Linked DNA regions of Homo sapiens: regions 1 and 2 are each linked to region 3. A link is a loop called in an ENCODE intact Hi-C map of the cell type or tissue named here. Cell type or tissue: PC-9. All regions are shown on one strand.

The links. Hi-C counts contacts between places; a loop is a spot of excess contacts. Peaks named below come from ENCODE experiments on the same cell type or tissue, not always from the same donor. Only the 100,000 strongest peaks of a DNase experiment are listed, where the experiment ranks them.
Region 1: it touches region 3 in a loop (5-fold over the local background); 6 of 110 quality-filtered maps call a loop at or near these places.
Region 2: a loop joins it to region 3, with 7 times the contacts of the local background. A loop is called at or near these places in 8 of 110 quality-filtered maps.

What each region holds. Positions count from the first base shown.
Region 1 is chr3:170,589,227-170,597,226 of GRCh38, forward strand. The region is part of intron 2 of SLC7A14-AS1 (SLC7A14 antisense RNA 1); the gene reads left to right. Among named protein-coding and RNA genes, the nearest start is that of SLC7A14, 7.2 kb to the left of the region's middle. In PC-9, no CTCF peak of the experiment used is centred here; a DNase peak (open chromatin) is centred at 3,775.
Region 2 is chr3:170,723,446-170,731,445 of GRCh38, forward strand. It overlaps SLC7A14-AS1 (SLC7A14 antisense RNA 1), which reads left to right. Exons shown (of 6, transcript NR_135556.1): 4 at 2,115-2,174; 5 at 5,911-6,250. The region is part of intron 1 of LOC124906302 (a long non-coding RNA gene); the gene reads right to left. Among named protein-coding and RNA genes, the nearest start is that of SLC7A14, 140 kb to the left of the region's middle. RefSeq lists a silencer at 6,755-7,049. In PC-9, no CTCF peak of the experiment used is centred here; DNase peaks (open chromatin) are centred at 3,356 and 3,816; H3K4me3 peaks cover 337 bases; H3K27ac peaks cover 2,142 bases.
Region 3 is chr3:170,805,319-170,813,318 of GRCh38, forward strand. The region is part of intron 2 of LOC105374211 (a long non-coding RNA gene); the gene reads left to right. Among named protein-coding and RNA genes, the nearest start is that of RPL22L1, 61 kb to the right of the region's middle. In PC-9, CTCF peaks have their summits at 4,370, 4,572, 6,818 (motif pointing left) and 7,017; DNase peaks (open chromatin) are centred at 4,393, 4,803, 6,293, 6,853 and 1 weaker place; H3K27ac peaks cover 656 bases.

The DNA.
Region 1 (8,000 bases), 220 kb before region 3:
GGGGCTCAGAGACAAAAGCGATTACTCTCCAGGGAAGCAGCAGAGCACTCTTATCTAGGGCCTTTTGCCAAAATAGGGTCATTAAAAGGGTAACGACTAAAATCCCTCATGACTGACCTGCTTGAATGGATGGTGGTTAAGCCATGAGGGAATTGGCCAGATGCCTTAAAAACAATTCTCCATTTTTGTCTCATGATTCATGAAAATGAGTACCTGATGCTTTCTTCTAGAAGGACCCCAAGCTCATCAGTGCCCCTGACTCTTGCCTCTGAGCAGATTCAAAACCTGAGAAACCAAAGACACTGTGATAGCCTGGCTAGAGGCTCGTCTGGAACTTTCCAAAGGGAGCAGTACCTTTGAGCAGCAGGAAGACAGAAAATAAGACACACAACCAGAACCTAGCATTACCATAGGCACACCATAAAGATCTATTAAACAAACAACCTGCTGCTAGGATCCTACCAATTGGACTGGAAATTTATAAGCAAATTATCTATGAGTAAATTATCCTCTAGGTATTTAAATTTCAAAAGGAAGAAGGAGGATGCTGACCTAAGCATGCTCATTTTATTCCTAAATTTACAATAGAATATAGCACTTTCCCCACTCCTACCCCATGCAGAGTAAATAAAGTTGCCTAATCAGTGAAACTATGGAGTCAAGACAGAGGTCAGGACTGTCAAACCAATGGAGTTCCTTGACATGGAAGGAATCGTTAAAGCAAACAGTTCTTCCCATTTATTATGTGTTTCCTTCCTTTAATTACATTCACTTTCCTAAATTAATTTATTTTAAAGAGGTTTTCATCACTACCTTAAATAGAAAACTGATATCAGTTGCCATAAATACAAGGCAACTATTTAAACAAACACAATGAGAATAAAACAATGCTATTATAGTCAAGATAAATACCTTTGCCTTCCCAGGAACCGAAGGCTTGCTTTCTCCTTGTTAAAAAGGAAATTAGCAGCTGTTAGTGAGGTGTTAAAGACATTGACATCAAACTGTCTTTCTCCATAAAGTAACCAAAAAGATTGAATGATAAGTGGAAAAGGGATAACCTTCCCACTAGGTGATTACAGGCCATTTAATGTTGAGTCCTAGTACCATCTAAATCAATATTTCTCTAACTCTAACGTGCATAGAAATCATCTAGGGAACCTTGTTAAAAATGCATAATTAGATTCAGTAGGACTGGGGTGGGACTCAAGAGCTCGCATTTCCAGCACAATCCCAGTGACACTGATGCTCCTGATTCTTGGACTACTCTTTGAGTAGCAAGGATCTTTGAATAGCAAGTGCCTTTGATGCTGTATTTTCCATATTTTGGGAGATACTAGCTCTTATTTTAAAGATGAGAAAAGTTAGGACTCAGAGGGTTTGACTAACCTCGGTTAGTTTTCTTGTTCTAACAAGTGGAATGTGGAAGTGTTGATTATTTATTCAACATATTCTAGACACTTGGGATACAGCCATGAACAATACAGAAATAGCTTTGTATTAGAACTATTTAGTTGGTAGGTGAGCCAGAGCTAAAACTTACATTTCACAGATCTGTCTCCAAGTCTGGGTGCTCCTTCCCAAAAGATCTGTAAAATATCTTGCTTACTAGGGCCAAAAACCCACCCCTTTTCAAGGGGCCACAACATGAAGGCCAAGGCTTAGACTGCTATATTCTATAGGTTATTCTGTGTAAATACAAAATAAAAGCCAATACTTGGACTGTTGTATTCAATATGTTAGTCTGTGGTAATGTACATGCTCAAACTTTCAGTAGTTTGAAATAACAAAAGTTTATTTACTGTTCACATTATGCACCCACTGTCAGTCACTGTGGGCTCCGCTCCATGTAGTCACTCAATACTATCTTATGATGTCCTGTCTCAGCCTAACGCTTCAGAGTTCACCCTGGGTGGCAAGACCAGGGCTGAAGGACCTTGTACCAGCAACTAAATGCTCTGTGCTGAAAGTGATGCACATCACCATGGCCCACAACTCATAGTCCAGGATGGCTCATATGACCCCACTGCAATCACAAGGTGAGTAGGGAGGAATAATACTTTCTTCTACATGTAATGAGAGTAGAATCAGATAAAGTAAACGGTAAAAGTCTCTACCATATAGGTTTTTTTTTTCCATCACTAACAGTCCTTGATTCTGTCCTCTCAATTACTCTTCTCTTAATCTTTCCTAACTAAGTTTCCCAGAACAATGGGCCACCATTTGTCCATTTTTCCCCGAGTTCTCATCATACATAGGGAAAAGGCAGGCAAATGGCAGCGGGAATGCAGAATGTCATTTTGGTGACAGCAGGGGCATCAAAAGAGGTAGGTCAGTCAGGGAAAGTGGTCGGGGTGATTGCAGGGGAGAGGGGGCAGAGAAAAAGGGAAGGAAAGAAAACTATCACTTCTTGAGGGCCTACTAAGTGTTAGGCCCTGTATTAAGACATTTAAATAATTTTGTACTCATAATATTCTTGTCAAGTTGTTATCATCCTGCTTTACACACAAGGAAACAGAGGCTCAGAGGGCTTATATAATTTTTTAAGGTCAAAATAGAGAATAAATCAGGATCAATGCCAGACTGCAAATTTAGAATCTCTCCCAGGAAGTCTAAGAAAGGGAGCCAGGCAGCACTGGCTCTGGAGAATGGGCCACTTGTTCACATTGACATTGGAATTCCTGAGATTTGGCTTTGCTGTATTAGGCATGTGCAGACAAACAGCTGAAACATCCAAATTCTATAGTGGCTACTACATGAGATGCCACAGTCTTCCACTGAGGAGAGATGTATACATGAGTTCCCATCATGCTACAAGTTGATTCCACTCCCCATTCTTTTTCACCACATGAAAACGTCTCTTATGTCAGTATATCTGACATAAGAGCAATGGTTGCAGTAAATAATCTAAGGATATGATCAAGCAGGCATTCCAAACGTACAATTAAAAATCTATAATAAACATTAGGAAAAACTTTGCAATATATTAAGAGACCTATCTCACAGTATAGAAGGGAATAGATGCTTGGAAGTTTACCCTGTCTGGGCTGTAGGAGGATATGATATTCACAGCTAGCATGGGTGTTGGGGAGTCGTTCTCTGGAGCCTGAGAGTGATGGGGTCTAGAATTGTCCCATATACTGCTGAGATCATGGTGGGAAGGAGCAGGGAGTCAAACTGACCTAGGTTTGTATCCAAACTCAACTATGAATTAATGATGTGTTATTTGGCAAATCATTCCAGTTTTCTGAGGCTCAGTGTACTAACCTCTGAGAGGGCATAATAATGCCTGACTGTAGAATTGTGAAGTTTGGAAATAATATGCATAAAGTGCCTGGTGGTTATCATTGTTCAATATTGATGACTATTCTTTGTGTTGTTAACAATAAGAAGATGGATATGAAGGGGACTAAATAGGCTCAGCCACTATCTACTTGAGTGAGCTCAGCCATGGCAGCTCCCCATGCTGAGTCTCATTTATTCTTCACAAAAATGAGGGAATGGGAATAGGTTTCTTCAAACAACTCTTCCATTGACTCAACACTACAAGCCAAGAGTTGTGTGGTTTTCCCGGGGCAGGGTAGGGAGTAGTTCTGGTGAGCGGCCACACTGAGTGCAGCAATGAGAAGAGTGCCAGCTCATGCTGAATAAAGGAGACCCTGGGCCCACTGGCAGAGTTCCCGAGCCTCAGGTGTTGCAAACTTCATTTTCTGGCCATTGCCACCAGCCAATGACTCATTACAACAAGAGACAATGAGGAAATGACCACAGGTCAAGAAGTAGCCTTTTAAGCCAACTTTGCATGTATGAAAGGTCACATTGTTGAGGAAGCATTCACAGCAACAGCTTTGAATACAAAACAAAAATGTCAACAAGCACAGACAGAATTGGAGGGAAAGAAATGATGCTCACTCTAATGGGATTGTTAGCTTGCTCCAGTCTTGGCAGTCCATGTGATTGCCACCAAGTGCATAATGTATTATACTTGGTAGTGGGCCAATTATGTCCGCAGCAAATTCCCTTTAGGAGATGGATAAGCAAATCGCTACGCTCTGAGTAAGCATCCATCGTGTAAAACAGTGATTATTTTATTGTCAGCCTTCTAAAGATATGTATTCACCTGCTGTGTATAAGCTTTCTCCTATTTAATTCAATGACTTTTAGAAAATGAGAGTATTTTATTTTTTTACTCATTTCTTAAAGCTCTTAAGAAGACCAAAGACTCTGCAAAGTGTTCCAGTACATTAGATGAAAATGATGAGACAATTTAGAAACAGGAATTAAGTTCCAGTCTTTATCTCCTCCAGGTCCCAGCTGGGGAAGACCTAAATCATCAACCAGGATGTCTCCTTCCAGAATCCTCAGGGAAGGAGAGTTCACAGCTTGGCTGCCCTACTCCCCCTCCTTCCACAAAATGTTGTAGTGTTTAATCATCCTTGCATTAAGGTTTCCTAAGTCTTATTGTTTCAGGTACCAAGAGTGCCTTTAAGATGACTGAGGGCGAAAACCAGTGTGTTCTGATATGAGGATTCAGTCATTCCACCTGAGTAGCTGCTCCCTGCAGCCACCTGTCTTCAGATTGGCCAATCATTCTGGACTCTGGCCCCTAGCTCTGTGGTCAGCTTGGTCCAGGTCATCTTCCCCATGTGGCTTGGAGGAATTTCTAGCAAACTCCTGGATTTTGAAACATGACTTGGCCTCTTTGACCAAGTCCTGAACCAGACACCAGCTCACTGCCTTCCAGGTCTGATCCTGTAGATTCCTCATTTAATCATCCAGCCAAGCCCTGTGTTATTGTAGAGGAGGCACACTAAATTATTTCTTATTTCAATCTGTGTTTATATATTGGTATTCAATCGAGGCTTTATCTATTAAAATTGTGATCAAATAGGAGGCACTTATTTCATGGATTATGCCATTATAAGAAATAAGGATGGCTTCACTTACACTTACTGTCCCATAATCATCATTGCAATGGTTTGCTTCATCCACGAGGTCTGTTTCCAGTGTTGTGCTTCTCTGCATGTTCTTTGGGATCTCCATCTTCTGATTTGAAGATATGGTGAGGATGATGATGATGACAGTGCAATAAAAATGTCTGTGGCTTCCTTCTCACTCCCCATTCCCTAATCCCCATACCCTGGCTTTATTGGCTGCTGCTGTGTTCACTATGTTTAATGTTGGGAACATTTGTATCAATTAAGGTATCATCGGAAGTACTTTAAACTATAATGGGAAATGAGGCAAACTTAATCCTATCTCACAATAGCTTAAAGGCTGTCATTGTTTTGTCCAGAACAGATGCTGACAATGGCTGGTTTAACAAGCAAATACCCATCTCCTTTGAATTCTATAAGTAAGATTTGCCATCCCTGATTCTTTATTAAATGAACTCTGCATAAAACTTGGGTCATCTCTCATATGCTAATGCTTTCAGCTGGTTGGGAATCCTTATCAAACAAGAGAAATTGGGTCAGTGTGAAAGAGAGCAATGATAGAATGTTTGCCTTACTCAGAAAGGTGACATGACCTCTGGCTTTGAAAAGGCAGTGTGTCTATCAAGGGAATAGCATTGAATATATTTTGAGAATTAGGCCTTTTTTCATATCTGGTAAGTGGATTACAAGATAAAGGAATCTCAAATTATATATATTGTGTATATGTTGGTCTAGGTTGGAAGAGTGATGGCAAAATAACCACCAATGATGTGAAAAATGGAAATAACTGCTGTGGCCAGAGGTCTCCCCTGATTAGGCTAGGGCTAGTTTAGGATCTTTGTGGAGGAAATGCTTATGTGGACAAACAGAAAAAGATGCTAATTAAAAAGCATTTCATTCTTTTGGTGCATGTTATTTCAGCCTCAATAGGAAGGCTAGAAGACTTAATTTTAAAACAATTTTATTGTAGTAAAATATATATAACACAAAGTTTACCATTTTTAATCATATTTAAGGATACAATTTAGTGGCATTAACTATAGTCACATTATTGTGAAACCATCGCCACTATCCATCTCTAGAACTTCATCCCAAACTGAAGTTCTGTACCCATTAAGCAAAAACTTTCCATACCCTTCTCTCCCAGTCCCTGGCAACTAGCATTTTACTTTCTGTCTCTATGAATTTGACTACTTTAGGCCCTTCATATTAGTGTAATCATACAGTATTTGTCCTTCTGTGATGGGCTTGCTTTACTTACCGTAATGTTTTCAAGGTTCATCTATGTTTGCAGCATGTGTCAGAATTTTCTTCCTTTTAAAACTAAATAATATTCCATTGTGTGCAAATAGCACATTTTGTTTATCCATTTATCTGTTGTTGGGCACTTGACTTGCTTTCACATTTTAGCTATTGTGAATGGTGCTGCTATGCACATAGGGGTACAAATACCTCTTTGAGATCCTGCTTTCAATTCTTTTGGGTATATACCAAAAAGTGGGATGACTGAATCATATGATTATTCTATGGTTAATATTTTGAGAAACTGTCATATTCTTTTCCACACTGGCTGCACCATTTTACGATTCTCCCAGCAATGCCCAAGGATTCCAATGTCTCCTTATCATTGCTAACATGTATTTTTTTTAATAGCCATCCTAAATGGTGTGAAACCAAAGACTTTAAAAACAAAAATTATATGGCTAACACTTATTGGGTGCTGACTAGGTGGCAAATGCTCTTCAGGAAGGTCATAGATTTCAGTCATTTATTGACTAACTTAGCCAAAATAAACTTTGAATGACAAAATTAAAGGTAGAATCTGACCTATGCATTCTGCAGAGAGAACTTCTCAACAGTTGCCCTGTGGCCGTTTGTTCAACAGACATCAAACAAACATTTCCTGAGAGCCTACTATGTGTGTGTTAGCCAGGCTAAGCCTTTGTGATAAAAGAAAAAAGAGGAGGAGTAGAGCTACCTAAAACCCTGAGTCATTTAATAGAACTGAGAAATTCTTCTGTGGTGTAGGCCCTGGGGTTTTGTGTATGAATGAAGGGTACACAGAGCTAGGAGGACGGTTGTTGTCCAGCAGTTTGCCAGTCTTAATGTGGTCTATAATTGAGTGGGCAGTGAGGGGAATGTGGCTGTGACCTGGACTTTTTAGTCTTCCCTGGAAATGGTCCTCTAAATTGGAGGCACATGTAATGGAAAGGTCAGGGACTTCAGGCATAGCTGGGTCCAGGTGCTGAAAGAGCATGATTAGGTATCTGCCTTTATCTCTCAGCTCTGTTTGTTTCTGAGTTAGCTTCATCCTTAGTCAAACTCTCCTCTAAGGTGGCAAATGGCTCTGGGCTCACTTAAAAAAAAAAAAACAAAAAAAAGCAGATTAACACCTCCAGTGGAAGGAGAGTACCTCTTTTCCAACAGTTCTAGCACAAGTCCAGAGCTGACTCTCATTGGACTGACTGGGGTCATTTGCCCATTCCTTAAGCAATCACTAAGTTCAGGGAAATGGAATATGATAATTGTCTGATTTATATCCTGTGCCCACCAAAGTTCTGGAAGGTGGGGTTAGTATCACATAAATCACATGGAGTGGGAGTGGGGTTGGGACATGTTACCAGAAGAAGGAGAAAAAGATCCTAATCAGGTGAAAACATTCTCCAAACTTTATTGACCATGGAATTCTTTTTCTTGAAGTTACTATCCAATAGAATGCAGTCATAAGTTATCCAATTCCCAAATCATTTTGCATAATAATCATGGTCTTGTGCTTAGAGATTCTTACCTGACCCCATTAATGTCATGTGTAAATAAGGACAAAAAGTGTATTGCCTGATTTTTGACACCCCTAAGAACTGCCATATTGATAATAATAATGAATGAATTTTTTTCTTATAGCACCACTCTGCATTTCTTCAGTGCTTTATACTTTATCGAGTTTTTCTTCTGCATACGATCTTATTAGCTCTTAGATGACATCAACTGGAGTCAATTATACAGTCTGGAGTCAACTAACAGACATCAGTTTTCTTGCCATTAGTTGGCAAAATATCATACCTG
Region 2 (8,000 bases), 82 kb before region 3:
ATTTACATTTAAAAAGCACAATGTTTTATAGTTTGCAAACTACTTTTACATGCTTTGCATGATTTAATTCTTTCTTCATTCCTGTGAGGTAGAAAGAGCAAGTACCTAATCCCCATTTTACAAATAGTAAATAAGAAAATTAAGCCTTATTCATTTTTGAAATAAAGAAAATGGTGAAGACTTGAAGGTTTTTCTAGTTTGATTCCCACACCCCCTCTTCTTAGCATTATCCTTGAACATTGACCTGTAATGTCCTTATTAACTGCTTAGTATATTGTGCTAAGTATTATTGGGGTAGGAGGCGGTGAGGAAAATATTGAAGCATACATAAAAGTGTAATACATATTCCTTGCCTTTAGGAAACTTTAGTCAGGTTGGGAATATGTAATCACAGAGAAAAATAGCTATTAATTCAAAGCAGACTTTGATATGGTACATGAAGACTTAGAGCAATAAATAAGGCCTGTGAACATACAGAGGAATGGAGAGATATCAGTCAGAGTCCTGGCAGGAAGCAGATGGCAGATTCAAATTGGGTAATTTGAGGAGAGCTTAATTGTTTAAAAAGTTATTTACAAAGGTGGGTGTTGAGTGGTAGAAAACCAGAGAGAGAGTTCAGTATTTGGGGAGTGAGGGAGACAGTCGATGCTGCTCAGCTTCCTGGGTAGCGGGGAGGAGAGGATGGAGAGCAGACCTGGAGGGATAAACAGAACATACTAGCCCTGGAAGAATCACCATATGCTGAAATGTTGGGGGAAGGCCATGAGGTGGTAAGAATGGACCTTAGCTTTGAAAGAGTAAAAGTAGAAAATATAGGTGTAGAAGAGAGACGAGGGCACTGCATTCAAAGTGAACACAGGACATGAGGGTTCGGATTGGGAAATATGCTCATTCTGGGCTGTCAAAGGGCAGAAAGGGGGACATAAAATTACAAAATAACTAGGGACCAAATTGCAGAGGAGTTGAACACCAAGCTAAGGAGTTTATACCTGATCCTGAGAACAGCAGCCAGCAAACATTTTAAAATAAGTAATGAAGCTGGTATCTTAGGAAAATTAGTCTATATTAATACAAGAACTGGTTTGGAGGAAAGAAGTGAAAGTGGCAGAATGTTCAGCTTAGACACAATATCCCAGCATGAGGTAAAGAAGGGCAGTGAGAAGAAAAAGGGGAAGAAACATACATGAGACATCATGAAGGAAGACTCAGTCCTCTTGAATGCTAGGCTGAGCAACTCATGCTGGCATGTGCTTCCCTCCCAAATGGTAATCCTGATTGAAATGCACCCTAAATAAACTAGGACAAATACTCCTTAGGTTAGACACTCATGGACACAGGGCTGGCTGGAGTGTGAAAACAGCTTGGCCTGGACCCAGAAGATGTGGTTTGAATCACTACTTTGCCACATACAAGCTGGATGTTCTTAAGCAGATTGCCTGGTCCCTCAGCCTCCACTTACATCCTCAAAATGAGACACTAATACTTACCACATAGGATGGTTATGAGAACTCAGTCAGCAAGATTTGTGGACTGCGAGGGACCACATGGGGGTGGGGGTGGTAGCTAACATTATGTCTGACACCTCTGGACACCTTGTCTCTCTGGCCAGGTCAAGTGGAAAGGAAGCAGGCTCTTGCCAAGACATTAACTAAAGCCCCTATTTCTCTTCCTTGCCAAAGCTGCTGTGTGATCAGGTTTGATTGATTACTATAAGCCTCAGCCTTCCAATTATTCCTCCCCTGCAAGTTATGGCTGTATGTTTTATTTGACAAGATAGTATTTATTTATTTTAAAAACCTTGGTTTATTTTCATTCTCCCAGCCCATGACCCCAAAAGATTTTTTTCTGTTGTTTCCCTGAGCTTGCCACTAATGAGCTGAAGATAATTCCCCCCAACCTCCACCCCTTCCAAGTGCTTAGTACTTTTTGGCCTGAGTATTTAGCAACATGTTGAAATACAGATTAAAGCAATGAGCCCATTTAAATAAACCGGTTGTGAAATTTGGTTGTTTTTACGTTTTGAGGTTTCTATGCAGAGCCCTCTATGGATGCCCTAATGAAAGTACCACTTTGATTTTCAGGCAATTTTACATATAATGTTTTCTTCTCTTTAGAGAGTGTCTGCAGATCTGATAATAACTGTAAAATAACATGGCCACACTGAGATACAGAGGGTAAGTAGCTGATTGGCTAGTCTTACTCACCAGCTAAGGCTTAAAGCCATGAAGTCCAAGTTCATGCTTTCACAAGTTACAAATGACCTCCTGCCATGGAACTCTGTGGTTGGCTTTGAATAATTGAAATCATTACTTTAATATCTGTAAGGCCAGGAATCCCCTTTAGTTGATCCCGAAAGCTTGGCAATAATTTGGGTGACGGGGTGATGCAGAAAATAGTAGTTTGTAGTAGAAAATTTGAGTCTCATTGTCCCAATTTTTAAAATTCCTCAATGTTTATAAGTTGATGTTAAACTTTTCATTCAATATCAACTTATAAAAATGAACAAAGCCCAGGCCAGGCGCGGTGGCTCACGCCTGTAATCCCAGCACTTTGGGAGGCTGAGGTGGGCTGATCACGAGGTCAGGAGATCGAGATCATCCTGGTTAACACAGTGAAACCCTGTCTCTATTAAAAATAAATAAATACATACAAAAAAATTAGCCGGGTGTAGTGGTGGGTGGCTGTAGTCCCAGCTACTTGGGAGGCTGAGGCAGGAGAATGGCATGAACCCAGGAGGCGGAGCTTGAAGTGAGCCAAGATTGCACCAGGGCACTCCAGCCTGGGCAACAGAGGGAGACTCTGTCTCAAAAATTAACAAAGCCCTTGTGAAACCCATTGCACTGTGCTAGATGCTTGAGGAGAAAGGTACAGACTTTTAAGATATGGTTCTTCTCCTCTAAGTACTTACTGGGGACATAAGACCCAGGTAATGATGATTAATGATCTTATCCTCTGCTTCGCCTCAGTCACTTACCCGATAATTATACCCCAGACTTGGTCATTTCATGCATCCACTCTTAGACCTACTGATCTCTTCTTTCCATGCCATTCCTCGATACTCCAACTCCAAAAATTCTTCATCCTCACTAGGACCTATGCTCCATCCATTCACCATCCCTCACTCCCATAAAATCTTCAGTTCCCTCTAGACTCAGCTTACATTCTATGGTCCATTATTAAAAACTGCTCACTCATTCACCCTCCAGTACCTTTTCCTTCCTTTCATTCATCACGTCTGCTTGGTAAAACCCTGGTTAAATCCAGTTTCCCTCCTCTTCTACACCCTGCACCCCCACAGCTGATTGTGGCTGGAGAAAATCCCCACAACCACACTGACAAATCTCATTTTAAACTCATGACTAATAACCACAGTGGGCCCATACAGCTGCTGGCAAGGTTTCGTCATTGTCCTGATCAGTCCATTCAATCCTCTACTTTCCTATAACCACTGTACCTTTTCTTGTCTCTCTTCAAATCTCCAGCACCTCCTCCAACTTTTTACCTTTTCCTAATTCACTGGCTTGTGGTGGTGGTGGAGGAGGGTGTGGGTAGGGTTGGTGGAGATAGAAGCTCTCAAAAGAGACCTTCCCTATTCTCCCAACTCCCACTTCTCCCAACTGACTGTCTGTCCATCTATGTCCTGCCTTCTTTCCTGATGTTGTGGATGATCTGTTTGGGTTTCTATCTGAAGCCAAATTTTACACTGTGCACTTGATCCCATCCTTTTTTCCTATCCACAAACTTATTTCCAGCAATTATCTGTTCTCTTTCCTGCTCAAGAATATTTCTTTTTCTATTGAGTCACTGCCAGCAGCATAGAAACATGCTGAATCACCACCCGTCTCACAGAGAAAACCTTCCTTGACCCAACTTTCCCTGTAGTTACTGCTCCCTTTACGGCAAATCTCCTTGAACAAGACTTTTAAGCCCACTACTTCCAATTCCTCTCCTTATAATCTTTCACTCTCAAAATTGCTCCCTGAAAACTGCTTTTATCAATATCTCCAGTGACCTCCACATGATCAAATCCAATAGCCAATTCTCAGTCTTTATCTTATTGAATTTATTGGCAGCATTTTACACCATTGCTTACTTCCTTCTTCAAATGCTTTCTTTGCTTGGCTTCTGAGGCATCACCCTCATTTCTCCTCACTGGTTGCTCCATCTCAGTATCTTTTCCTTGTCCTCCTTATCTTCCCAAGCCCTGCCCACTGGAGTGCCCCAGGAATCACTCTTTCACTGATTTCTCCAGGATCATAGCTTTAAATTTTATTTACTTATTTCATCCCCGAATTCATATTTCAAGCCTAGATTTCGCCCCTTGAAGACCAGACTCATGTCCGGCTGCCTACTCAGTCTCCACTTGGCTATCTAACAGACATCTCAAAGTCAACAGATGCCAAAATGAACACAAGATTCTCCCCCTACTCAAAAACTCCTCCTACTCCTATCTTCTGAATCTTCTCAGTTGTTCAGACAAAAATCCTTGGAGTCATCCTTGACTCCTTTCTTTCTTGTCGCACCACATCAGATAATTTTTTTGAAATTCCTTCTTCAAAATATAACCAAACTCTGACCACTTTCCAACACCTCCATTACTACTATCTCTTCTAAGCTGCCATTATCTCTCACTTCTTATTGCAAAAATCCCTTAACTTTGTTTTTCCTTCTCTCCTTATTCCTCTGAAGTCTATTTTCAACCCAGCAGATGGAGTGAACCTTTTTTTTTTTTTTTTAAAAATCTAAGTAAAATAATGTGACTTTTTTCCTCAAAACCCTCCCATGGCTTCCTGACTCTCTCAGTTTAAAAATCAAAATCCTCTTCATCACCTGCTGGATCCTACCTTTCTGTCTTCATCTCCCACCACTCCCTCTCTGGCTCACTCTGCTCAGCCACACTGGTGTCCTTCCTAGAACATGTCAGGCTTGCCTCAGGGCCTTTGCATGGGTTAGATCCTTTACCCTGAGATTTTATCACACAGGTTCCCCATGGCTCACTCCTTCTACTCCAGTGTCCCCTCAGTGAGGCCTTTCTTGACCCTCTGCCTTGACACGAAATCCTATCTCTCCCACCCTGGCGCTCCCTTTTCTTCTTGCCCTATTTTATTTTTCTTCATCGTACTTAATCATTATTTGATTTGCTACATCTTGTTATTTGTTTATTCCCCTCTCTCCTCACTATACCGTAAGCTTGGTGAGAAAGGATATTGTGTTCACGGCTGTATTTCCAGAACCTTGAATAGTGCCTGGTACAGAGTAGGTACTCAGGAAATATTTGGTGAATGAATGAATTAATGAGTGAATGAATTCAAAATAATGAACACCTATGGCCATTACTGCTGTTTCAGAGAAGGTAGAGTATCACAGACTGGAGTCAGAGAAGGCTTTGATGAGCTGGTAAGTCCAGGCACTATAGGATGAATGGGCTTTTGAACAGGGTTAGGAAAAAGCATTCATGTGAGGGAGGATGTTAAAAAGCTGAAGAAAAAGAACTCCAACAACATTTATTGAGCACTTACTACATGTCAAATACTTTACATTCATTATCTCATATTATCCTCATAATGACTATAATAGAGAGGTATTATTATTTCCATGTGAGAAATGAGGAAACTATGTTTTAGAGATTTTTTTAAAAGCAGCTTTCCCATAAAACCTTTAGTTAGTAAGTTGTAAGCCATTCTTGTAATTGAGTTTTAGCTGACTCCAGGCCCATTTTCTTTCTCTTTTTATATCTTATCATCATTATCATCACCATTCCTAATACTATTTAAGTCTCTGTACTCTCCACCTGGCATGCTCCCTCCCATACTACCTGAATGGTGACCTTTGGTAGTGCTCAACTCAGTGATACATAAATAATATAAATAATAACAAAATGTATTCTCAATTTTTTCTCATCAACCCCAGGAAGGTTAAGCCTCCTTGAACTTACTTAAATTGGTGGCAGCACGAGCTTTCAGCATCATGGCCAGCATGACCAAGCCATTTCCCTGGTGTTCCCCTCAGCATGAAACATCTGTCTACTTATTTCTTTGCTGAGCCTGAATGGAATATTCCATCTCTGAAAAATAAACTTTGTGTTTAAATTGAAATCTTTATTCCTATCTGGCAAATTGGCTATATATCCTCAACAATTGGAAGGAAGTGATGTATCTGCTGCCATCAGCTACAAAGCACTGGACGCCCACTGTGCTATTTATTAGATTTACATGAATTCCAGGTGAATCTGATCCAGTGGCTACAAAAAGTGAGTATAAATTAATTGTTATTCTATTCCTCCAGAATGCCTGATATGGAAAAAGCAATTGAATCTGAGCACAGTTGGAAATTTAAAATGAAGTTTTGTTCGGCACTGAAATTCATGAGACTGCCAGAAAGGAGAGAAGGAAAAAATTTTTTTTTCTTCTCTCTTTTTTTTTTTTTTTACAAAATCCATTGCTTTTGATAATAAAGTAAAAAACATTTATTAGTCAACTTTGCTGGGGGCAACAAACAACCCTAAAATTTCGGTTACTTACAACAAAGGTTTACTTTTTATCACGTTACATGTTAGTTATAGGTCATTGTGGGGTCAACTGTGGGGCTGCTCCATGGATAACATTCATTCCAGAACTCAGCTGGAGGAGCAGCTCCTCTATGGAATAAGCCATTCTGGTGGCAAAGGGAAAAAAGCTAGAGAGCTGTTGTCAACAGGGAGTGGCCTGAAGGCATCTGTTCACAGGTCACATGAGTGAGTCCCATGTCAGTGGGGCAGAAATGTGTACTCCTCTCATGGTGGGCACTAACAGTCCAATGGCAATGACTGGAGATGTGTAATTCTCTCACAGGAAGGAAAAGTGAAGCACTGGGAAGCATAATAAAAATCTACAGCACACTCCTTATCTTAGCGTAAAACACAGCTGGCCTCGTCTCCCACCATTCCTTATCTTGTCTGTGCTCTGGCCACATTGAATGGTCTCCTTTCTCCCTAAACACATGATGCCACACTTTCATGTCTGTTTCCTATGCTGGAAATGAAATTCCCTTCATTTTCTGCCAAACAGAGTGGCTCTCTGCCTGCAAGGTCCAGTTCACATTCTGCCTACTTTATAAAGCCTTTCCCAACTCTCCAGTTGAAATTAAGCACTCCTCCTTTGGAGCAAATGGGGCAGACTGGCTGTACATCCAGCTCTAATTCAATCTTACTTGGTCAGTCTGGTAACTTCCTTGGTAAGTTCTTTATTGGTAAGTCTGGATAAAAAGCTACTGAAGGTTGGGAGGCCAAGGCGGGTGGATCACTTGAGGTCAGGAGTTCAAAACCAGCCTGGTGAACATGGTGAAACCCCATATCACTAAAAATACAAAACAATTAGCCGGGTGGTGACTGTGGCAGGGGCCCATAATCCCAGCTACTCTGGAGGCTGAGACAGGAGAATTGCTTAAACCCAGGAGCTGGAGGTTGCAGCAAGCTGAAATTGCACCACTGCATTCCAGCCTGGGCGACAGAACAAGTCTCCATCTTAAAAAAAAAAAAAAAAAGCTATGAAGGGCAGAGACTAGGGATTCCTTTTCCTGGGGCCCCTCTCCAGCCTCTTTGGGGTCAGAGTCTTGACCATAATACATGTTTAATAAACTCAATCGAATTACTAAAAATGTACATATTCACCATCAAGCTTACCCTTAGTGTGAAATTATAAGTCTTTTCTATAGCAGGCATATGCAGCAAACCATGTGGAGAAATCTGTTAGCACTCTTCTTCAGTCACAACAGTCGTGAAGATTATCCTCTTGGTTCTGCAATATAGACCCTACCCATTGTGTGTGTGTGTCTGTGTGTGAGATTCCTACCTTCCCACCAATAAAAGCATTTTGGATACCATGTTTTCACAGGAACACTGCTTCCCTTGCCAATGATAGCTGCTTTAAGAAGTGCTGTTTCTTTTCCTTCATTTTCCCTGCAGCATCATCTCTCATTTGGCATTCTGTGTGAAGCTCTTGTTTATGGCCACACAGTAGGAG
Region 3 (8,000 bases):
CCAGAGGAACAGAAGTCATTATTTGAAAAAGATACTTGCACATGCATGTTTATAGCAGCACAATTCACAATTGCAAAAATATGGAAGCAGCCCAAATGCCCATTAATCAACAAGTGGATAAAGAAACTGTAATATATATATATGATGGAATATTATGCAGCCATTAAAAAGGAATGAATTAACAGCATTTGCAGTAACCAGGATGAGATTGGAGACTATTATTTTAAGTGGAGTAACTTAGGAATGGAAAATCAAACATCGTAAGTTCTCACTGATATGTGGGAGCTAAGCTATGAGGATGTAAAAGCATAAGAATGATGCAATGAACTTTGGGGACTTAGGGGGAAGAGTGGGAGGGGGTGAGGGAAGGAAGACTACAAATATGGTGAAGTGTATACTGCTCAGGTGATGGGCCCACCAAAATCTCACAAATCACCGCTAAAGAACTTACTCATGTAACCAAATACCACCTCTACCCCAATAAGTTATAGAAAAACGAAATAAAAATAAAAAGAGTTTTGCAGTACTGTGAAATACTGGAGAAACATCAACAGTGTTTCCTACTATTACCTATGTAAATAATACCAGGGAAGTGTGCATTTCTGAAAGAGATAGCCCAATGACTTCAGAATAATGAATGGTAAAATGATGAGATTTATTGCCAAGTATTTCTTTTTAATTTTCTTTCTTTTTTTCTTTCTTTTTTTTTTTTTTTTTTTTTTTTTGAGACAGAGTCTTGCTCTGTCATCCAGGCTGGAGTACAGTGGTGTGATCTCAGCTCAGCCTCCACCTCCCGGGTTCAAGCAATTCTCCTGCCTCAGCCTCCCGAGTAGCTGGGGTTACAGGCACATGCCGCCATGCCCACTGCTTTTTGTATTTTTAGTAGAGACAAGGTTTCACCATGTTGGCCAGGATGGTCTTGATCTCTTCACCTTGTGATCCACCCACCTGGGACTCCCAGAGTGCTGGGATTACAGGCGTGAGCCACCGCGCCTGGCCTATTGCCAAGTATTTCAAAGTACCCTGAATAAGTCAAGATATCTTATATAAGGTGAAGGTCAAGTGATGTCTCCTAGCTGAGTCAACTGCCCCTAGAACTGAAGAGTTTTCCCTCAAGCATTTAGATGAGAGTAAATCAACAGAAAACTTGAAATCTCTCTCTCCCAAGCAAAGGCTTAGGGTATTGATAAGACACTGGGGAAGGCAAGGACAGACCTCAAATGGCACTTATTCCCAATTATAGTCCTTTCTGGCACTGCAGGTGTTCCTGTGATTAATATGTATTTTTTACCAACGTCCTTCAAGGAACAACTCTGGGAGAGGCTCTGTGGAGGAAGCACATAGCATGAGCCTTCAGTCAAAATAGGTGCAACGTAAACAGTTCAATGCTGGAGAAAAACTTTGTTGACTTGCCAAGTATCACTGAGCTGAGGACAGTGTGCTCCACATGGTGACATATAAGTAATAAACTCCCACAGCTGAGAGATTAGTCTTTGCTTCTTTCTTCCCTGATGAACAAAGATAGATTGTTATTTAAATTCCTGAGGAATGAAAACCTTTGGCTATTCTGTGAGTTCCTCCTCTGGAGAAACTGAAGCCAATGGCCAGTGGCAAATTTGGCTCTGAGCCTGAATTTGGAACACCTCTGAGATGCACAAATACTGAACAAAATATGCAGAAACCATATTCCATGCTTACCTTGGCCCCAGACAGACATCACATAAACACCTGAGTCTTCGCTGAAACTCAGGGAAGAAGATAGAATAGAGAGGAGAGGAAACTCCACCAGAATGAAGAGCTATTTTCCTGGTAACATCAGGCTGTGGTGAGCTGCAGACCAGTAGCTTAATCATTTCAAACCTCATTTACTCCATTTCAAAAATGGAGACACTAATTTGTGATACCAGTCTAACTCCACAGAGAAATTCTCCAAAGAATATTAAATAAGAGACATCTATAAAGTAGACCAATTATCCTATAGTCAAGATAAAAAAAACTTTAGAAGTACAGTCAGTGTCCTCCAGTTAGCCATGAAAAATTCACTGGGGCTCCTGCAGTGTGACCTTGGACTCCAGCTGTATTCTTTCAAGAGGGTACCTTTGACTCCACAGTTGACTTTCCTGCCGTTCAGTGTCTTCTTCACTGTTTCTCATCTCTGTGCCCTGTTGCAAATAACTCATTCAAGCCATGGATCTCTTTTCTTGTATCCTTATAACTTCCCCTGGCAGATACCCTGCAACGTGTTGCCAAAGGCGTCTGCCTTTTTTTCATCAAGGTGTTTCTCCATTTTTCAGCGACTATTTCCTTGGCAATCACATGCACACACACATACACACAAACTCACACAAAAAATAACTGTCTCCAACCTCTACTATAGGTTTAAAAAAACCTTTTGGCCAGGTGCGGTGGCTCACGCCTGTAATCCCAGCACTTTGGGAGGCTGAGGCGGGTGGATCACGAGGTCAGGAGATCGAGACCATCCTGGCTAACATGGTGAAACCCCATCTCTGCTAAAAATACAAAAAAATTAGCCAAGCGTGGTGGCGGGTGCCTGTAGTCCCAGCTACTCGGGAGGCTGAGGCAGGAGAATTGCGTGAACCCTGAAGGCGGAGCTTGCAGTGAGCCGAGATCGTGCCACTGCACTCCAGCCTAGGTGACAGAGCGAGACACTGTTTCAAAAAAAAAAAAAAAAAAAAAAAGACTTTTAAAATAAATGTTAGTGGGGAGACAAATTATCTTAGTGAGGTGGTGGTGGGATTTGTTATTGTGATGACATTCCCAAACTATAGATCCTAGGAAGAGAACAAAATTAAATCAGAGTGTCTGATATGGTTTGGCTATGGCCCCACCCAGTTCTCATCTTGAGTTGTAATTCCCATAATCCCCACATGTTGTGGGAGCGACCCGGTGGGAGGCAATTGAATCACGGGGGTGATTTCCTCCATGCTGTTCTCATGATAGTGAGGGAGTTCTCATGAGATCTGATGGTTTTACAAATGTCTGGTATTTCCCCTGCTGGCACTCATTCTCTCTCTTGCTGCCCTGTGAAGAGGTGCCTTCCACCATGATTATAAGTTTCCCGAGGGCTCCCCAGCCATGCGGAACTGTGAATCAATTAAACCTCATGTCTTTATAAATTACCCAGTCTTGGGTATTTCTTCATAGCAGTGTGAGAACGAACTAATACAGTGTCTCTGTAGCAAATTAACAAATTGAAAAAGTAAACAAAAACAAAAAAACCTATATTTAATCTAGTGGAGAAGAAAAGAAGCCATGTGCATAAATCACTAGCCCTTTTTCAAGTGCAGTGTCTTGGAGGATCCTAGAGACAGACTTCCTGGGTTCAAACCCTGGTTCTGCTGTGTATCAGTCTTGTGGCCTTGGGCAAGTTATTTAACCTCTCTAGGCCTCAATTTCCATCTACAGATAATGTAAAGTACTAGTATTAATCCATAGGCTTATTTTAAGGGTTAAATAGAATAACATATTCAGGACACACATATATGCCTGGCACATAATAAACATTTGTACATATTAGTTATTATTAAGGTGAATTGGGTTTGAGAGATTGGTTTGTTTAAACAAAGATAATTAAAAGCTACTTGAAGGTAGAATAAAAGAGCTGTATGTTTGTGAGGTATTATGGGCTTAACAAAGTGCCTGGCACCACGTAAAAAGAACAAAGATATTATAACTACCAAGACATAGCCAAAAACTCAGTTGGCTGGAAGAGAGTGCTAAAAAGCTCTGTCCCTTATGAGCACAGCTGCGGGACTGCAAGGGCGTACGGTTGAGAGTGCGCGATAGGTGAGCGAATTATGTCAACCATATAAAACCTACCTGCGCTAATGGTAGGACAACAATATTGTTCTAGTTTGCAAAGATCAGCATATTCTCCAGACAGAGAACACTGCTAAAAAGACAGTAGCATAATGCATCTCTCTGGAATACACACATACAACCCTCTCCTCCACGTCCCAACCAAGGTAATCAAGTTCTTTCATTGTAAAGAGTGCAATGAAAATGCCAGAGGCATCATCAAATTGTGAATCATATAATGCCAAAAGGTACCCAGGGATGACCTCACCTAGCCCCATTTGTGGGAGGAGGAAATGGGGGTGGGTGGAGGTTGCTGACAGAACAGTTGTCCCGAGGCCACACAGCCAGTGATCGGCAGAGCTGGACTAAGAAGGCTTACTGATTCTAACTCTTCGCTGTGCTACACTGTCTCCCATTCCCACACCCATCTCCACCCACCTCAAAATCTTAAACCAGATGGCAAATCCAGCTTCTCCTGGACCCCTAGAAGATACTCCTTCTCTGAGCTGTCACATCCTCGGGGCCTTCTAACGCCTTGTTCACTGCTGCCACCTAGGGAATTTCAGTGAGTTTTCCTCCTTAGGCTGTTGCCTTAGGTGCTCAACAATGGCCATGCACCTCCGTCCTATTCAAGGCCTATCTCCTTAATTAATCATCCAAGTCACTTCATGCTCAGCTCACCAATTAGCAGAGCTATTCACAGTGCAGGCATTCAGATGATACACATCTGACCTTGCTGATGAACACATCTTTTTGTTTGTTCTTTGAAATATTGTTAGGGAACTACTCAAATGCTTTGGGTTTAAAAATATTACTCCAATAATACTGAGTAGTTGCTGAGTTCTAGTTTAATATCTGATTCTTTTCAAGGTGCTGGTGAGAAGGAGCTCATCTACTTCATCCCCAGCATTGCAAGCAGGAGAATATCAGACCTATTTACTCAGGTTCAATGTGTCCAGATCTATTAACTGAAGTTCAGTGTTAGTCATACTTCCACTTTCCCCTGACCACTCCCTCTTTCCTCATTTTATAGCCAGATGCTAGCGTTTAGCAATAAAGTAGCCATTCATTCCCTCAACCTTAATTACTTGATAGTATCCATTGAAACAGAAACACACATGAACTAAATCCCTAGTGATGAAGTCCATTGCTTGACCATAAAAATGATAAAACAGACTCCTGACAAACAATAACAGTCCAGGTTGACTTCCTATGCAATTAAAACCAGACTCCTGGAATTTCCAATTCAAGAACAGAATACATGGAAATAATCAGAGTTGATTATTTTTCTAAGCAGGGAAGGTTAGAAAGCTTCCTGTTTTAGAATGTAAGCACTCTTTTCCAGCTTCATCATTATACCATGCCACATAAAGATATGACTATACCCCTTTTCACTATTCTTTCAGTTTTTAAAGGTCTGATTAGTAGTACTATAGCCCTGAGTATTTCTCCATAGATTCAATTATCTCCCTATGCACAGTATAGCATAGTGGTTTAAATACTCGGGCTTAGGGGCAATTAGACCTAGGTTCCAAACCAGGCTCTACTTGGGTGTGTAATCTTGCAAAAATTTCTTAACATTCCTAAGCTTCAGGTGCCTCATCTATGAAATGGCAGTAAAAATACTAACTTCACGGTAAATTTTCTGTGAGAATTGAAGATATAAAAGTTTGGTGTTGAGCACATTGCTTGGCCTATAGTAAGTAATCAGTAAAAGTTAGCTGGTATTGTAATTATCATCGTCATCATTCATATAACCATTGCCAATGTAAGATCCTCAATTACAAGGAGAAGCCAGAGAAAAGGGAAGGAGATTTCAAGTAGTTCTGGTAGACAGTGGCTTTGTAGCTAGGACTAAAAAATACATTCAATTTTAAGTCAGAATGCCTGAATTTAAATCCCAGATCTATATGAAGGTACTTAGCTTCTCTGGTCCTCGGTTTCCTTATCTGTAAAATGGAGGTGGTAATAGCAACTGGCAGATTGTTGTAAAAATTAAATGAGATAATGACACTGAACGTTTCAAGCCCAACACCTGCCCCAATGGCAGGCAAGCTTTCTTGCTTTTGCCTAATGAATATTTTAGGGCCCTTGCCCATGGTCTAACTTCTGCTTCTGACTGTCACCTCCTGCAGATGAGATGAGGGTGGCAAATCTGGATGCAGGACGCTCTGGGAGAACCTGGCAATCACACTTTCAATCTTTTGATCCGATAATCCCAAATACAAAGAAGAAGGCCCTCAGCAGTTCTCTATTAGGTATAAAAGGGAAGAAAGCCAGTTACAATGGCTGGAAGACCTTAGAGGAAAGGAGGCCCCGGGAACATGGGGACTAACAGCAAATCCTGGTACTGGCCACAAGCCACAAATTTGTGTAGGGGTAGGGAAGAGGATAGGGGATGGCTGGAGCCTGAGACCTGGTGTTTCCTATGATCAGTGCACCTAGCTTGATGACTCATGTTCTTCTAGCTTTTGGCAGCCTAGACTGGTATGTCACTGAAATTTAAAAGCTCCCTGAAATATAGGCAGCATTTTCTCTCCAGCTGTATTTTGAAAAGATGACACAATTTGGATGCAACCTTGTTTTCCAACCTGAAGCAATATTCAGACAGTGTGTTGATGTTTTTAAGTCAGTAGGTGTGTCTGTTTAGTATGTGTGTGCATGCGCGTAAAACGCTCTCCCTCGTGATGCAAAACATGCCCTTTTTCTAATGCCCACGAAAGAAAGTTATCTTAAAGTGAACAATTATTTGTTTGGGATGTCACACTCCAGAACTCTCCACCAGCTAGTCTATTGGGCCCGCTAGCTTCACAGAAGTCAAGGCCAGGTTAATGCATACTATATTATTAGCGAAATAACTAGGTCTTTAACACCTCTCCCTCCAAAAAACAAACACACAAAACAGCTTTAACTTTCATCCCTCTCCAATACCACACTGAATGCCCCACCCTAAGCCATAGCCCTATAACCTCCTCCTCCCCTCTCCTCTTCTGAATGAGAAACCATGAGTGCCCCCTAGTGGTTCAATGGCCGTAATTGCACTCCCCAGCTTTTTGTTTGCCTAATTACTAAGTTTTACCAGCAGGGTTGCAGCCAAGTTCAAGTGTCAAGTTCAAGAACATTTTTGTACTGCCATGTGGTGATTCTGTTGCAGCTAATAAAGAGCTTAAAAGTCTTTGGGTCTGTGAAGCATAATCTCAGCTTTTTCTGTTTGGCGGATCTTCTTAGGTTCTCCTTGGTTCTGCACAGCTGATAATGTGAGAGGGGTTGCTGCTCTCCTCTTGCCGCAACCCCCACCCCAGGCCTTCTCACTCCCAAAACCTACCAAAACGTACCAAGCTGCCTCTTTGAATCTGCTGGCGTGGTAAGGGGAATGGTGTGGCGCATGTGAAAGAGATTGTCCCAAATGGGCAGAACCTTGGGACCCCAGCAAAATCCTGTGTTTAAGTTCTGGCCCAATTGCCAAAGTTCATCCCCAGTTCTTGTTTCAGACTAGCTCAGAAATTCGTCTCATTGATCCCTTTAAGGGCTTTTGTATGCGACTCTGCCACATCAAGAAAATAGCTCTACTACCACCCACTCAGAATATTTGCAGAATTTGCTTTCTTGAGATACGATCATAGCAAAAGCCATGCAGGAATCCCCACTTACCACAGAGGTCCATTTCCAGACATCTCATTGTGACCCCACTCCTCTGATGGCTGCAGACTCAGTCCCCAGAGGAGGAGCTCCTTGAGGCAGGGGTTGAAACATTTTTATAAATTATTATCCCCAGCATGTGGCACAGGGCCCAACATGTAGTAGGTGATCACAAAATTTTCTGTCAGGGAAAGCGTTAAAGTACTGAACTACTCTCCCAGTCCCCAAGCCCATTCTGATGTTAAACTCCTAATTCCCAATGTGACTGTTTTTGGAGTTCAAGCCTTTAGGGAGGTAATTAAGATTAAGTGAGGTCCTAAGGGTTGGTCTATAATCTGAAGGACTGGGGTTCTTATAGGAAGGAGAAGAGACACCAGAAATTTCTTTCCTTGCGTGCTCACAGAAAAAGGGTTATGTGAGGACACAGGAATAAAGTGGCTGTCTACAAAGAACAGGAAGAGAGGCCTTACCAGAAACCAACCTGATCACACCATGATCTTGGACTTCCAACCTCCAGAACTGTGAGAAAACACATTTCTGTT